2 separate regions of the Homo sapiens genome follow, and region 1 is linked to region 2. Evidence: read pairs that join two places in POLR2A ChIA-PET (ENCODE). Cell type or tissue: OCI-LY7. All regions are shown on one strand. Links, peaks and the distances in the headings refer to the core of each region. The heading gives the core; the rest is flanking DNA.

Region 1 (7,040 bases), core at 963-5,962, 190 kb after region 2:
TCAATAGTAAGAAATGCCATTTAATTAAACTCTTTTTGGAAAATCAAATTTGACTTATATCTTGCTCATTTAACTTCACTGTTTTTACTGGCTTGACAAAACAATGCTATTAATAATACCTGTCATATAAGGCCTATAATCAGCAAAAAAACAAGAAGTGAGGAATCAAATATACATTTTTTCTGACTCCCTTATAGTTAATCTCAATTTCATATTTATTTTATATTTTTGAAAGAAATAAATTTCAAAACAACCTATTCAAAATGTTTTATAAACCATTGTAATGCTTTTTATTTATATAGGTTATACATTATTATTTTTAAAGGATTATACTTTAAAGTATGAAGTAAAAACAAATATATTATTGTATACAATTAAAACAATAATAATCCCAAGTTATTATTATTTCAATTTAACAGATAAATGAGCTGATACTTGGAGAAGTTTTAGCTTGTGTAAGATCCCAAAGTTAATAAGTGATAGAATTAGGAAATGAACCCAGGTGCCCTGAGACAAAGTTTTCAATATTTTTTGATTACACTGCAGTTGACTTTTTGCTATAGGATCCAGGTAGTGAGGAATATTGTATCCCAAAATAGAAAAATAAGTTTGTATCAACTAATTTTTAGCAGTAGAATGCAGTCCTCATGTGAAATATCATGCATAAAATGAATAAAATTATGTGGGTGAGCATCTGCTTGATCCCCTCATCTTGCAGAGGCTCTGAGATGCTTCAACTAAATCCAACGGGCTTCCTGCAATGTGGTTTGAAGACATTTAGTGCCTAGCTCTATCTCATCACCTTTGTGCATACTCATGTGTGGGCAGGCTGGCTATATAGTTTGTGAGGTCCACTGTGAAATGGAAATGTGGGGCCCCATGTTTGAAATTATTAAGAATTTCAAGATGATGACAACAGAACCAAGCGTGGGCCTTTGTGAGCGCAAGGCTCTGTGCAATTGGATCGGTCACATGCCTGTGAAGCTGGACCTGTTTGTGGACCAGGATTTACCTTCAAACCCCTTTGCTAAATAGTGCCTAGACCAGGATCTTCATCTTTTATCAGTGATCCTTACCTTTCCCTAATTCATTCTCCTATTCATATGTATATTGGGGAAAAGTCACTGAAACAGTTAAAATTATATTGTGATAGAGGCGGCAGAAAGGAGAGTTATATGTGTTCATATCCATGTCTTCTGAGTTTCATTCTCTGGGGGTCATTTTGGAGAAGAGGAGTAACTTTAAATAACTTGAAAGGACTGTTGCAGGTAGTCATTTCTTCCCTTTATTTGTATTTGGGATTCTAGGAGGACACTTTCTTATTTCATTCAAGGATAGATCACATCAACCCGGTGCTGCACCAAGTCCAGGCAGGGGGAGTCCTTAACATTTAGTTTTCCGCTGCTTCTCTTGGTTTCTAAGTTGTGTAGACAGAACATATAGTAGCAGAGAGAGAGAGTTTGATTGAAGAAGGGGCTAGAGGGATTGCTGGTGTGGGGTAAGATGGCTCTCTGGCAAGGGCAACTGTGGGAATAACCAAGACTGGGCTGAATAGAAGTCATAGCCACACCTTACAGAAGTCTGTGGAAAATGCACAAACCCAAATAAGATCAAAACCACCAGAGAGTGGTAATAGGCCCCGACTGAACTAAGTCAAGGTGGTAAGTTACCCCAGCCACAGAATTCAGCTGTGAACACCTTCAGGACCAGCAGCACATGGATGCACAAGTGACAAATTGCTTGGGGACAAGGGCTCTGCTTCTTTCCCACTCACTCCTGGAAGCTCTCAGAGGCTGTACCTGTCAGCGAAGGGCGGGGGTTGGGGTGGTGGTGGAAACAACCTCTGAGCAAAACATGCTGACTCCAAAGACTAAACTCTGTGCAAATGGGCTGTTTAAATGATCAGAATAGATTGTACTTTAGACAGGATTTGACGTTCAGCAAGTTTTTTTCCTGTTGAACATTAGGCTGGAGTTGGGAAGTTGGTGAGCAGAGTGTGCATAGTGACAGGGCCGAAAGCTTAAATAGTTTAAGACAAAATGAAGTATTTATGTTTTCTTTGCATATCTGAGTTTTGCTATGAGTTAAATTTGGTGAGTCGGCTACATGTGATTAAAAGAAAAATAAAGCAAACAATTTCAAACTGTCTGCTAAAATTCCATACACCCCAGGACTCTCTCATGTGGGAAAATCTGGCGAGGAAAGATTTTTCAAGATTTGATATTACTCCCTATATTTATCCAGTGGCACCCTGTTTTTTCAAAGTATAATTTTCCCACCTCTCTTCTTGCGAAATATAACACATAAGACAGCAAAGTGCATTAAACAGTGCCAGGTTTTTCGTGTTTTCTTCCCAGCAGTGCCCTGGAAAACTGAGCCTGCCAAGAACAATGTCAGAAACATCAATTGACTACAGTGACAACAACATACCCAGAAGGCAGGTTGTCTGACAATAAAGTTGCCAAAAAAGAAATTGCTGTACCTGTGGAGACTTTTAGTAGTTCCACGGAGGTGGTCCATAACCAATAATAAAGGCAGCACAGAGCAGCCAGGCATTCTTTTTTAACCCATTGGGAGCTTCCTGAGGATTCTCAGACATTTGGCTTTGCTGGGTCATCAGGAAAGATACAAGTCTTACCTATAGAACAATGAACATTTTACTGAGAAAACAACGATAGCCATGAAGCACTTCCTTCCTCAGCCCATCTTTAAATTTCATTTTGGCCAATGATTGCAACTCAATCTTTTCCGGTAAATTGGCTACCAGATATAATTGCATAAGTAGAAAACAGCTAAGCATAAGTAGGAGAGCTGTCGGTGGCTCTCCCTTCGTGTAGTAGTTTTGCATTTATGCTAGATTGCTTTAACCATCTTTTCTAACCAATGCTTGAGTGCAGCAAAATGGCCAACCATGTAAGCAGTAGTAAGAGGGTCTAAGCTTGAATATTTCAGAGCTTAACTGTAAAATGAGTGTGTAGTTTCTGGATGGGCTAGAAAATTTAAGTCATAGATTACATCTGTGTCCAGGGGACTTGCCAAAGTATTCTTTGTATTAGGCTGAGTTGGGAAGTTGGTGAGCAGAGTGTGCATAGTGACAGGGCCGAAAGCTTAAATAGTTTAAGACAAAATGAAGTATTTATGTTTTCTTTGCATATCTGAGTTTTGCTATGAGTTAAATTTGGTGAGTCGGCTACTTGTGATTAAAAGAAAAATAAAGCAAAGCTGGGGAAAGGCTGAAAGCATGGAAGGCAAGAATAGAGATGAGATGTAAAGGTCCTGAGATAGATGATAAAAGTTTGGGTGAGACCCTGTCCAGCTCTTGAGGTGATGCTGACTTGCAGATTTTTTTTCTTTTTCTTTATCTTTGAAGTCTACTTGTACAAGAGAGGAAATGAGGAGAAAATGGCATAGACTTCATGATCTTATCACCTGGTGAAGTATCAAGATCTGTGTGTGTTCAAGTGTGCTACACACTTGCAAATAACCCAGGGCTTGATCTGCTATTATACTGATGATGCAGTAGTTTTTCCTACCAGACAACCTATATAAGCTCATTTTAGGCAGAAATATGGTTTAAGTTAGGGCCCTAACAGGATGGCACATGCAAACTAGGATTGTTCAAGGAGGGTCAAATAAAGGAAGTGTACAGAAAAGGGCAGGCAAGGTGAAAGAAGACTGGAGGGGGTGGTGCAGCACCCCGGGATAAATAGAGGGGCTGTTACCACCCTAAGCTCGAAGAAAGCCTGAGGAGGAAAATCCTGCAGAGAGGCTTAGTGGCCCCTCACAGACACTAGACAGAGGAGGGTGGGCCAAAGAAGGAGAGACAGTTCTCTTTTCCCTTCCTTGGCTCTTCTGCCAGGCGTCCCCATGGGCAGAGTTCAATAGGAAGCCAGAGGGCTCAGGAGTCCTGAGTGCCTCGCTGAGCTGAGAGCAGGGTTGAGAAGGGCTGAGAGTGGATCTAGGAGTAGCAAACTGAGGATTCCTAGCATAGATATGTCACACTTTTTCTTTTAAATCCATAGCACCTGGCTTGATGGGTATCAGCAACCAGCTGTTTGATTAAGAGAATGCTCTTGGCAGCTCAGTGTCCCTTCTTCCTTATATGTATAGTAGTGATGCACTGGCCTACTTCCAGTCCCCACAGGAAGGGAGTGGTTTATATCTGTTTGAGGTGCCCTAAAAGTACCTGACTACAGGAATGATTTTAAAATATAATTTAAACTGAAGCAATAATAGATCCCTAAAAGCTCTGATCAAGAGTCCTAAATAAATTCACCTTCTGTAATTGCCAGTACATGTCTATGTCCTAAACTTTATGGACCAACTCCAGCATCCTGGAGTTTACATCCCTCCTTGATCAATCTTCAGTAAGGAATTTACTTCTCTAATAACATACTTCTCAACATCAGGCAGGTCCCGGAATGACCATCAAACAGAGGCAATGTGAACAGCTGGGAGTATCTGATGGTAGTAAACACAGATGTGCCTGCCAGGACATTAACTGCTTAGCAGGTTGACGTAACTGACTTCCCTATGTTCAACAAAGCTTTGTAGTCCCTGAGATGCTACTGCCTGGGTTTAATGATTGCCATGTTCCCCATCCACTCTTTGGCGAAGGAGTTTCTGCAGCATTTGATGCAGTGCTTCAGCTCAGTGTTAATTATGAGATCAGCTCAATGCCTGTGATTTAGAGGCTAGACTCAGAACCCTTTCAGTAATTCAGTTCCCGTAAGTCTGTGTTATTGGCTCCTGAATGCACTTGCTTAAGCTAATTAAAAAATAAGCTGAAGAAATTCATTTCTTATGCAAAATTAAATCTGGTGTACACGCTGAATATTGCACCTTGTCATGTTCATTTCTAGCTCAATTCTGCCTTTTACTGCACACTTTGCAGCTTGAGAATTACCATTTAAAGCAAATGTTTGGATTTTGAAGAAACAGATTTGGCCCTTTTGAAAATGTTTGGCTGTAAAACAACTTTGATATAAAGTATCAAAATAAAAAAATATTCTTAATGTTTCTTTTGTGGCATTATCAGTCAACCGACATCATCATGAGGCTGACATATTGATAGTCTAATGGTGAAATGGGAATCATCCTTCAAATAACATGTCCTTTGCATTAGAAAATAGCATTGGTGGACCTGATAGGCATGAGATATCAGCATTGATAACTTGATGAATGGGGACTGTGATCTCTACCCTGTCCTCCCCAGTCTACCTAATACCAACGTCATGGATATATTTGCAGTGCAGGTTGATAAAATTAAGAGCAGGCTTTTGCAAGAAACAAAGCTTTGTTAGCTTTTTAATCCGATCAAACAAATACATAAAACAAATAAACAAAAAAGCCACCCAGTTTCAGACTATATGTGTCTGTTTATATGTAGGATTCCAGATTTGATGAAGAAAAATCTTAGGGCGTGGTCTATCACTAACATCTGTAATCTGCACCAACTGTCTTGCAAATGCATTCTTCAAACAGGGGGTATGCTGATCAGTGAAATATATCACTGCTCCAGAAAATTTTCTGAATAGCCTCAAGTGACTGTTGGTGGGTGAAGAGTGCCACTGCCATATAAAGCACTTGGCAAAGACCTTGAACAACTTGAGCACTACTAGAGAATTGCTACAGTCAGGAAGGCAAGTTGGTTTTATCTCTTGGCTATTCTGATTATTCAAAGCAGTTATCTGGAGCAATGTTCTGACAAGGACTGTCAGATAAGCCCCAGGTTCATGGAAAGAGGGAGGGTTGGCTTGGTGATGCTGGAGGTTGGAATATTGTGTCATCCTTTCATCTGTCAGCCTTTACTCTGCTTTCCAGGCACCGAGGTGAGCCAGTGTATCTTAAAGTGTAATTGTGTGCCTCACAGATTGCATATGTGATGATTTTATTACAATGATTGTTTACGTATAATATATGTGTCTATATAATTGATTTATACAGAGTAAAATTTAACAAGCACACAAAATTCTGAAGGAATTCACAGGATTTGGCTAAGTACAATAAACAATTTAACTTAATGTCTATTTAAAGAAAAATATCTAAGTTCATAGGAGAGATGATAAATAACTGGCAAAAATCCTACAGTTAGAACGTAGGTTGGTGCAAAAGCAATTGTGGTTTTTGCTATTGCTTTTGATGGCAAAAACCGCAATTAATTTTGCACCAACCTAATAAATTAGTTTAGGAAAATTATGTTAAATTATAGGGATGCAGAGATAAATATATACTGGTCTCTACCCTTGAAAAAACTTGCATTCTTTTTCTTGTTCTTCTTGGATTCCATCCAAGTTTCACTCTTACATTAATGTCAGCTATAGTTTTGAGATGAGTCAGCTTAATCAACTACTGGCTTTCTTTGGATGTGAATGATATGGTAGCTCTTTAAATCCTGAATGTTGTGAGTACCTTGGAAGAGAAGCAAGGTAACTTCTGCACCTCGTCCAATAATCAGTTTACTTGGGGGATTTGTCATCAGTCCTCAGAGAAGTGAGTCACAGCAGTTACCATCTTCGGGCACTTTCAGCAGGCCACAGCAATAAGTTACTGATACACACTGGAAATTTTAACTATTTACTAGTTTGGAATACTTCAGTCAACCCATCAAGTTACTCCTCCCATTGGGGAAAGTAAATTAAGATCAGAAGTTTGGGACGAAATTGTGGCTTATGCCTGTAATTCTAGCACTTTGGGATGCCGAGGCAGGAGGATTACTTGAGTCCAGGAATTCAAAGCCAGCCTAGGCAACGTAGCAAGACCCTGTCTCTAAAAAATAAAAATAAAAAAGTTAGCCAGGCATAGTGGTATATGCTTGTAGTCCCAGCTACTCAGCAGGCTGAGGTGGGAGGTGGAACCTGGGAGGTGGACGTTGCAGTGAGCCGTGATAGCACTGCTACACTTCAGCCTAAGTGATAGAGTGAGATCCTGTCTCTGAAAAAAGAAAAAAAAAAAAAACAGATAGGTGCCCGCTTGGTGATTAATGTATCAAACCCAAAGGAGATGAATGATTTACAAGTTTGGTTCCAAAACCTCTTTTA
Region 2 (7,040 bases), core at 813-5,812:
TGAAATAGAAAATACCTCTGAAAATTTTTATTTTCATTCATCAAATCTGCAAAAATAAATATGGAGAAATGGACATGGTAATACATTTCTGCATTTCTTTTTGGATAGTAATATAGTTAGCCCTTTTATAAAATAGAGAGCTGCCTGTTATTTGGCTGAGCCATCCCATTTTTGAGCATCAGCGCTGCATAGATCAAAGCCCCAGAATTCAAGGCCATACGTTGCAAGGCTTTGTATAGCAAAACTCTTCAGTGTAGCAAAAAACTGGAAATGATCTGAGGGTCCATTCATTATGTAATGATTGAATATATCACAGTCAACAATGATATAAAATACTAAACTGACATTTGAAAAGATATGTTTGTGCTATAGCTATTGAACTAGGTAGATTTTTAGGATGGACTTTTGAGAATAGTAAAAAACATGTAGTATAGTATGAACTTATTTTTTATTTCCCATGACAAACATCAAGAAACACTCATACACACACACACACACACACACACACAAATAATGTATTAGCCTAGTAAAATTGCCTATATCAATAGTGATATGACTATTATTAGTGATATGATTTGGTGATGTGATTACATTTTCCTTTACAATAATTTATGTACCATGATAAACAATTATGTATTACTGTTATTATTTTTAAAAGTGAACAAAGGACACTTAGTATGGAAAAATAAATGATTGGGATAACCAAGTTTTATAGAAAATACCTTTCTCTCTATTGTCATTTAAAGTTTAATAATTTTAAAAGGAGAAACTTTGAATGTTGGTAATAATATTCTAAGTGTCAGAAGTAATAATAATGGGGTACTATATAATGCTCACTAATACATTGCTTTTTTTGTTTAGGGATCTAGAATCTTATTTTGGTTTCTTTTTTTAATTATTTATTTATTTTTTATTATTATACTTTAAGTTCTAGGGTACATGTGCGCAACGTGCAGGTTTGTTACATATGTATACGTGTGCCATGTTGGTGTGCTGCACGTATTAGGAGATATACCTAATGTCAATGACGAGTTAATGGGTGCAGCACATTGGTTTCTTTATCACTTCTTTCCATAAAATCCCTGGAAGAGAGAGATGTTCAAAGAAGGCTAAGAAAAATATCTCCTGAGTTCACCTTACCACCCATAGCCTTCCTTTTGCCTGATCCAATGGAAGCCTAGAGAGCAGAGTCAAAGCAGCCTTAACACAGGCCATTATGACTTTTCTTTTTTTTTTTCTTTTTAATCTCTTTGAGAGATGGGATCTCATTTTGTCACCCAGGCTGCAGTGCAGTGGCGATCATAGCTCATTGTAACCTTGAATTCCTGGGCTCAAGGGATCCTCCTGCCGTAGCCTCCTGAGGAGCTAGGATTACAGGCATGCACCACCGTGCTCAGCTAATTAATAATTTTTTTTTTTTTTGTAAGAGATGGAGTCTCGCTATGTTGCCCAGGCTGACCTTGAATGCCTGGGCTCAGGCAGTGCTCCCATCTCAACCTCTCAAAGTGTTGGGATTACAGGCGTGAGCCACCTATTATGACATTTCTAAGTCTACAAGAGAGCATCAAGACTTAGCACTGTAATAGTACAAAAATGTGTCTTTGCCAGAATAAAGGAAACAGGACTAGAGAAGAGCACCATATAGGTTTATTTATACTTCTAGTGTTTCATCCACTGGAAAGCATGGCTGAACAGTGTCTCGATATTTACTTTATCAGATTAGTACTCTCACCTTTTGGAAGATGAGTTTCTTGCCCTTGATGCCCATCCATGCTTGAGCAAGAAAGAGGAAAAGAAAGGTAGGACTTTTGTTGCTTAGATGATTCAGGTTAAAAACTACACATAAAAGGATATAATCTATTAAAAATCGAAAGCAACGATTGATAAGAGATGGAAATTAATCTTCAGCTACTTTTTCAAACTTTGGGAGTTCATAAAAATAAAAGCCATATTTTTTTCCAGGCACTTTTTGGTTTCTCAAATCATCTGTGCTTCAAGGAGAATTTAGTTCATATGTCTTTAATTAATTTACACTTAACTCATCAAAATGTTGACTTGTTATTCCAGCTATTTGATGTCTCAGAAATCATACACACATTTTAATGTATGTTCAAAGGTCTTTCCCCCTTTTGGATAAGGCAGTCATCATTAGCTAGCAGTAAACAGAACCTGGAAGAGCTTAAGCCTGGTTCCAAATGAAAAACTAAGGAAATTCCAAGGGGTTTGAAACTTGGCAAATTACTTTTTACACACATGGTTACAAAATCATTAAAGTGATAAACATGAGAAATGACCAAAATACATCAAAATCATCACAAGCATAAATAGAGTCTCTAGAAAGCGAAGACATTACTCAGGAGATTAAAATACATATCATATTGAGTCTATGTGCCTTAAAGGAAAGAATGTCAAGGTCAGCACAAACAGCCCCACAACAACCAATCTGTATCAATTATTGTGCAGAAACCAGTAGGCTAATATTTCCATGAAAAAGGGCAAATGATATTCTGCAGAAGTTTTGGTGACCTTATGACCTTCTTTCCTTTTAGGTAAAACATACTAAACACACATATCCCTTAAAAAGCTCCTACATGTTTACATATGTAGGCTGGAGGTAACTTTTCTTTTCCCCTGGATTGGATATGTTTTTAGACCAGAATATTTGAATAAAATCTATCATGGATTAATGTTTGATTGTCTAGTTTTACACTTAGCTTAGAGCTTAAAGCATGAATTAAATCTGAGCCAATTCTCATGATACATAAGCACAGACTTTTACAGCCATTTGATCCAGGAACCAGGTGTTTCCTTACTGAAGAGAGGAAGGAGTTCAGAAACTGCAAACTACATAAGGTATTCTGGGGCCAAATCCCATGCTAGGACCAAAGGAACCAATTCATGTCCAAGAATGGACTGTAGAGCAAAGCAGAGGATTCAAGATTCAGAGAAATGGATCAATAGAAATAAGAAATAGAAATGAATCACCAGGCACATGAGATAGAAGTGGATCAATAGGAACATGAAGCTGGAGGAATTGGAGCACACAAGAGTTAGGAAAATGTTCTGTGGTCCTGTGGGGAGTGGAGAGGGCAGAGACCTAACTAGAGGTAGAAGAAAGTCCACTTTGGGGTAATCCTCACGATTGCTAAACTCCTTGAATACTTTGATTTGCTTTATGTCCAGGGATAAACCCAGAAAGTAACAGAATTATCAGGGACAGAAGGAAACATAGTAGTCATCTCAACCATGTTTGTAAATTCTGATCCTTCTCATTTTTATGAATATGAATGTTTGTGGCGCAGCCTGGATGGGTAACATTTTTACCTAGCTATATACCCTAGCTAGTGTCTGAGCTGGGAAGAGCAGCCAGAGGGTGTCTCCTTATTTCTGGTCCACTATTCTTTTTACTTCATCCCATCCCAAGCTAACTAATCATTTCCTTTTGCTTTTCTTTCTCTTCCTACCCCTCCTCCTTCTCCTCCTTCTAGTTTCTTTTCTCTTCCTTTTTTTTTCTTTCATTGCCTCATTTACTCCCACTCTAACTCAAGATTGAAGAGTAGAAGTGACAAAATGTCATGCCCAAAGCTCAACTGGAATTATTTTCAGAGGGGTCACAGCGAAGCATGTTTGTTTCGTGAAGTTCAAGCTTATTTTCAGCATATGGGTTCAAAGCTGTAAACCAATCTTGAACCTTGGGAGCTGTGAGTTGACAAGATGGGACAGTATGTCAAAGAAAATAGGTTCAGAAGACTTGTAGGATGTCAGTTCTCTTTTTAAAAAGAACATTTTGGTGAATTAAGTGTAAATGAGTCAGGAAACACACGGATTTTATTTCCCTTGCCATATGCGTGGGTTTAAAAATTAATGGAAAAAATTTCTTGGCACAACATATTTTGAATTTTATTTGCCTTTTTTCTCTTATGATCTCTGGAAGATGGAAGCTGAGGAATGATGAAGACAATGGAATCAAAGGCAATTGTGAGTTTTACATGTTTATATAACACATGACACTTAGATTGAGCGGTAAGAACATCTAGTCTGAGAGCTTCCATTTTGAAAGCATTATATTTTTAGTGTTTGACCTCATTACATTACTGAAAGAAATATCCTAACAGGTATTTATCTGAATTAATTTTGTGGAAATCAGGGGCTGGACTGTGAGGAATCCATTTTACTGTAGGGAGTGTGATGCTTGAGTAAAGGTATGTAATTGGGCAATTAGAATAAAAGAGATAGTGAACTGCTTTAAATTTTTAAGGCTTTCAAAAAAATAAAACAATCTACTGGATGGTCTTTCATATGTAACATTTTATCTGTCTCAGACATTTTACCTTGCAAAGTATAACTAGGATCTTTGTAGAATTTTGATTATTTCTATCAAGAAAAACAAAAAAATATGTCAGGATTCTCTGAGTCTTTTTAATTTTTTTCTTTTTGGCCAACTCGATGGGGGGACATTTGACAATTATTCCATTGGCATTTTGGAGTACTTAGTCAAATTATCCTATTTGTTGTAGAAATACTTGTAATTAGCTAAATAAATCTCAAATGTTTTCTACAGGCAGTTTCTACAATCATCTCTTTTTTCAAACTTGTATTTGTTCCCTGATTTGCCCAGGAACTTCCAAGAGAATATACAAGTTTAAGTAAATTGTCTCTAGTTAGTTTGTGGTTTGGCTTTTAAAAACCCTAAAATGATTTAAATCAAACCATTTCAGACACTAGAATTGGAAGAAATCAGAACAAAGATATGCTTGTAATTTTATTAAAATGATAGGTTGGTCAGGACAAAAATACTCAACACTATTGAGTGCCAAGATGGAGTGTACTTAGAATAGCCTGCCTATTGATGGGGCCAGGCCATGTCACACAGCAAGAGCACTTTACATGGCATCAGCACATCTGTCCTTAAATATGTGACTTTTTTGTGTGTTGTTCTATGTATTCTAAATAGAAGGAAAACTGGGCTACATTTCAAAATTTAAATATGGTACATGAAAGGCTTTGTTCACATTTAATTAATTTACTGTTTATGTGCCATATGTTTAATCAGACACTGCTTCTATCCTACATGGAGGTAATGGGTAGGAATGAGGCATAAAGTTTTTTTTCCCCTCTTCTAAAAGTAAAAGGTACAAATTGAGATGATTTTCTAAGAAATGCCATTCACAATGACAAACTCATATGGCCACTGCTGTGACACAAGCCCTTAAATGATCACTTCATGGCTCATTAACTCTCAGAACTGTAAAGATAGGTAGGACCTTCAGCTCCAGAAGACAATACTTCAATTATTTTCAAGTGCAACTTTCCTCAGATATACTGCCACACTGCCTTGCCAACACTGTTTTGTTTAGAATTTCAGATCAGGTTTATTTTTAAAGTTATTAATAAAAAAATAAGAGACACTCTTAATTTAAACATGCAAACTTAAATCATGAAAATGTAGATTCGATAATTTTTAATGCAACTTGATCTATAGATAAGTAGACACCTTTTAGGATCACTCTGTTCAGGGGAAATAAAATTCACTTTGCGCATATGCCAAGTGTATGTGCCTTTGGGAGAGGAAGGAAGAGCCATTTTTACCATATGAAGTGAGCATGTGTTTTTCTTACTTTTGCTGCTCTGCTGTTTTTGCCATATTTTCTGAGTTCAAGTCTCTAATCAGTTGGTGGAAGTGTAGATTTAAAGACATTTATTTTGGAAAACATGTTCTGCTAAAAGTTTGTAGTAATGTAAGCCATTTAATTCTAAAATTGGCAGCTGAAACTAACACTGTGCTCACATAAGCAACTACTCAAGTGTTTTAGTCTAAAGCATTTTGGAACACCAAAGGCCAGGACATAATTTTTGGGTCTGCACACTTCTGAAAGTGAAAGCACCACAGCCAGGGGCTTATCTCCAATGCCGCAAAATTGGAGCCTGAGGAAAACTCTTATGTGCCTCTCCTATTTGCAGTATATCCCACCTATACGAAAAGAGAGCTCCTCTCCTTTCACTTTTAAGGAAAATAAGAGGAAATATAAGAGCGTAATTCTTGGCCTCAGCAGTTGTCTTGGTGTGGTATGTGTGTGTGGGGAGGCGGGGGCAGGGAGTGATGTATTTTGTAGAGGGGACAGGCCAAGCCGTAGGTGAGAGAGGTAAAGAGGCCTCCCTTTGAATGGGATACACATAGTGGGCTCAAAGTAGGATGGGATCCCTCCTCAATTCTCCCCAAAGGGTGGGGCAAAGGAGTTACATCTACTCCTTTGCCCCTGGTTTGTTCAGTGAAAAGATGTCAGGATAATGGTTAAAAAAACTCTGAAACTATAGGGAATTAGCCATTTTTAAAAAAGCATCTACCATAAACTAGGTACTGTACCAGGCCTTTTAGATTGATTTCCCATTGCACAAAATTCCTCAAGTAGGTATTGTGTTGGGTGCATAATATAATGGATGAAAAAACATGCCGAGAATTTGGCCAACTTGTCAGTCATGCAACAAGGTGGTAGCACCTGGATTTGTGCAATGGAGTCTGACCCCATTCACCATCCCTCTCTCTATCATGATCCAGATAAAATGATGACACAAATTGTGGAGAAGCAAATCTGAGAGAGGAGAGAGGTGGGCCACGGGAAGAGAGAGAGTAAATGAACAAAGTTATATTCTAGTTGAGGGGTGAATATTGCCATGCTACTAATTAGATTATATTTGTCCTAAATCCTTGATGTATGGTAGAGTAATGAATGCACACCATTTTTAAAACAATATTGCCATATTTCACAATGGCTGAAAGTCTACCCTCCCCCAACAGGCATAGGCACATATTCATAGAGTCTTTTCTGCCAACTAAGTGCAACGGTTGTCCAGGTTAGACAATTTTGAGTCATGCTCAATGTCACCCTCTCCTTGACTTGTTGTGGCTCATTTTGCCCCAGTTCCACCTGACCCTTTCCTGTTTTCCCCCATTTCAGTGCAGGGTCCCACCAACCATTCTGTCGCACAAGCCAGGAACCTAGAATTTATCAGATTCTCCCTTTCCTTTCATGCTCAATCCT

What was found. Peaks named below come from ENCODE experiments on the same cell type or tissue, not always from the same donor. Only the 100,000 strongest peaks of a DNase experiment are listed, where the experiment ranks them.
Region 1: POLR2A ChIA-PET joins it to region 2 with 5 read pairs; 3 of 35 experiments call an interaction of 5 or more read pairs at or near these places.

The regions. Positions count from the first base shown.
Region 1 is chr5:125,289,311-125,296,350 of GRCh38, forward strand. All of the region lies in intron 4 of LOC101927421 (a long non-coding RNA gene), which reads left to right. Among named protein-coding and RNA genes, the nearest start is that of LINC02240, 200 kb to the right of the region's middle. In OCI-LY7, for the core only: no CTCF peak of the experiment used is centred there; DNase peaks (open chromatin) are centred at 3,531, 3,931 and 4,501; H3K4me3 peaks cover 997 bases; H3K27ac peaks cover 1,284 bases.
Region 2 is chr5:125,104,275-125,111,314 of GRCh38, forward strand. The region is part of intron 2 of LOC101927421 (a long non-coding RNA gene); the gene reads left to right. Among named protein-coding and RNA genes, the nearest start is that of ZNF608, 360 kb to the left of the region's middle. In OCI-LY7, for the core only: no CTCF peak of the experiment used is centred there; no DNase peak of the experiment used is centred there.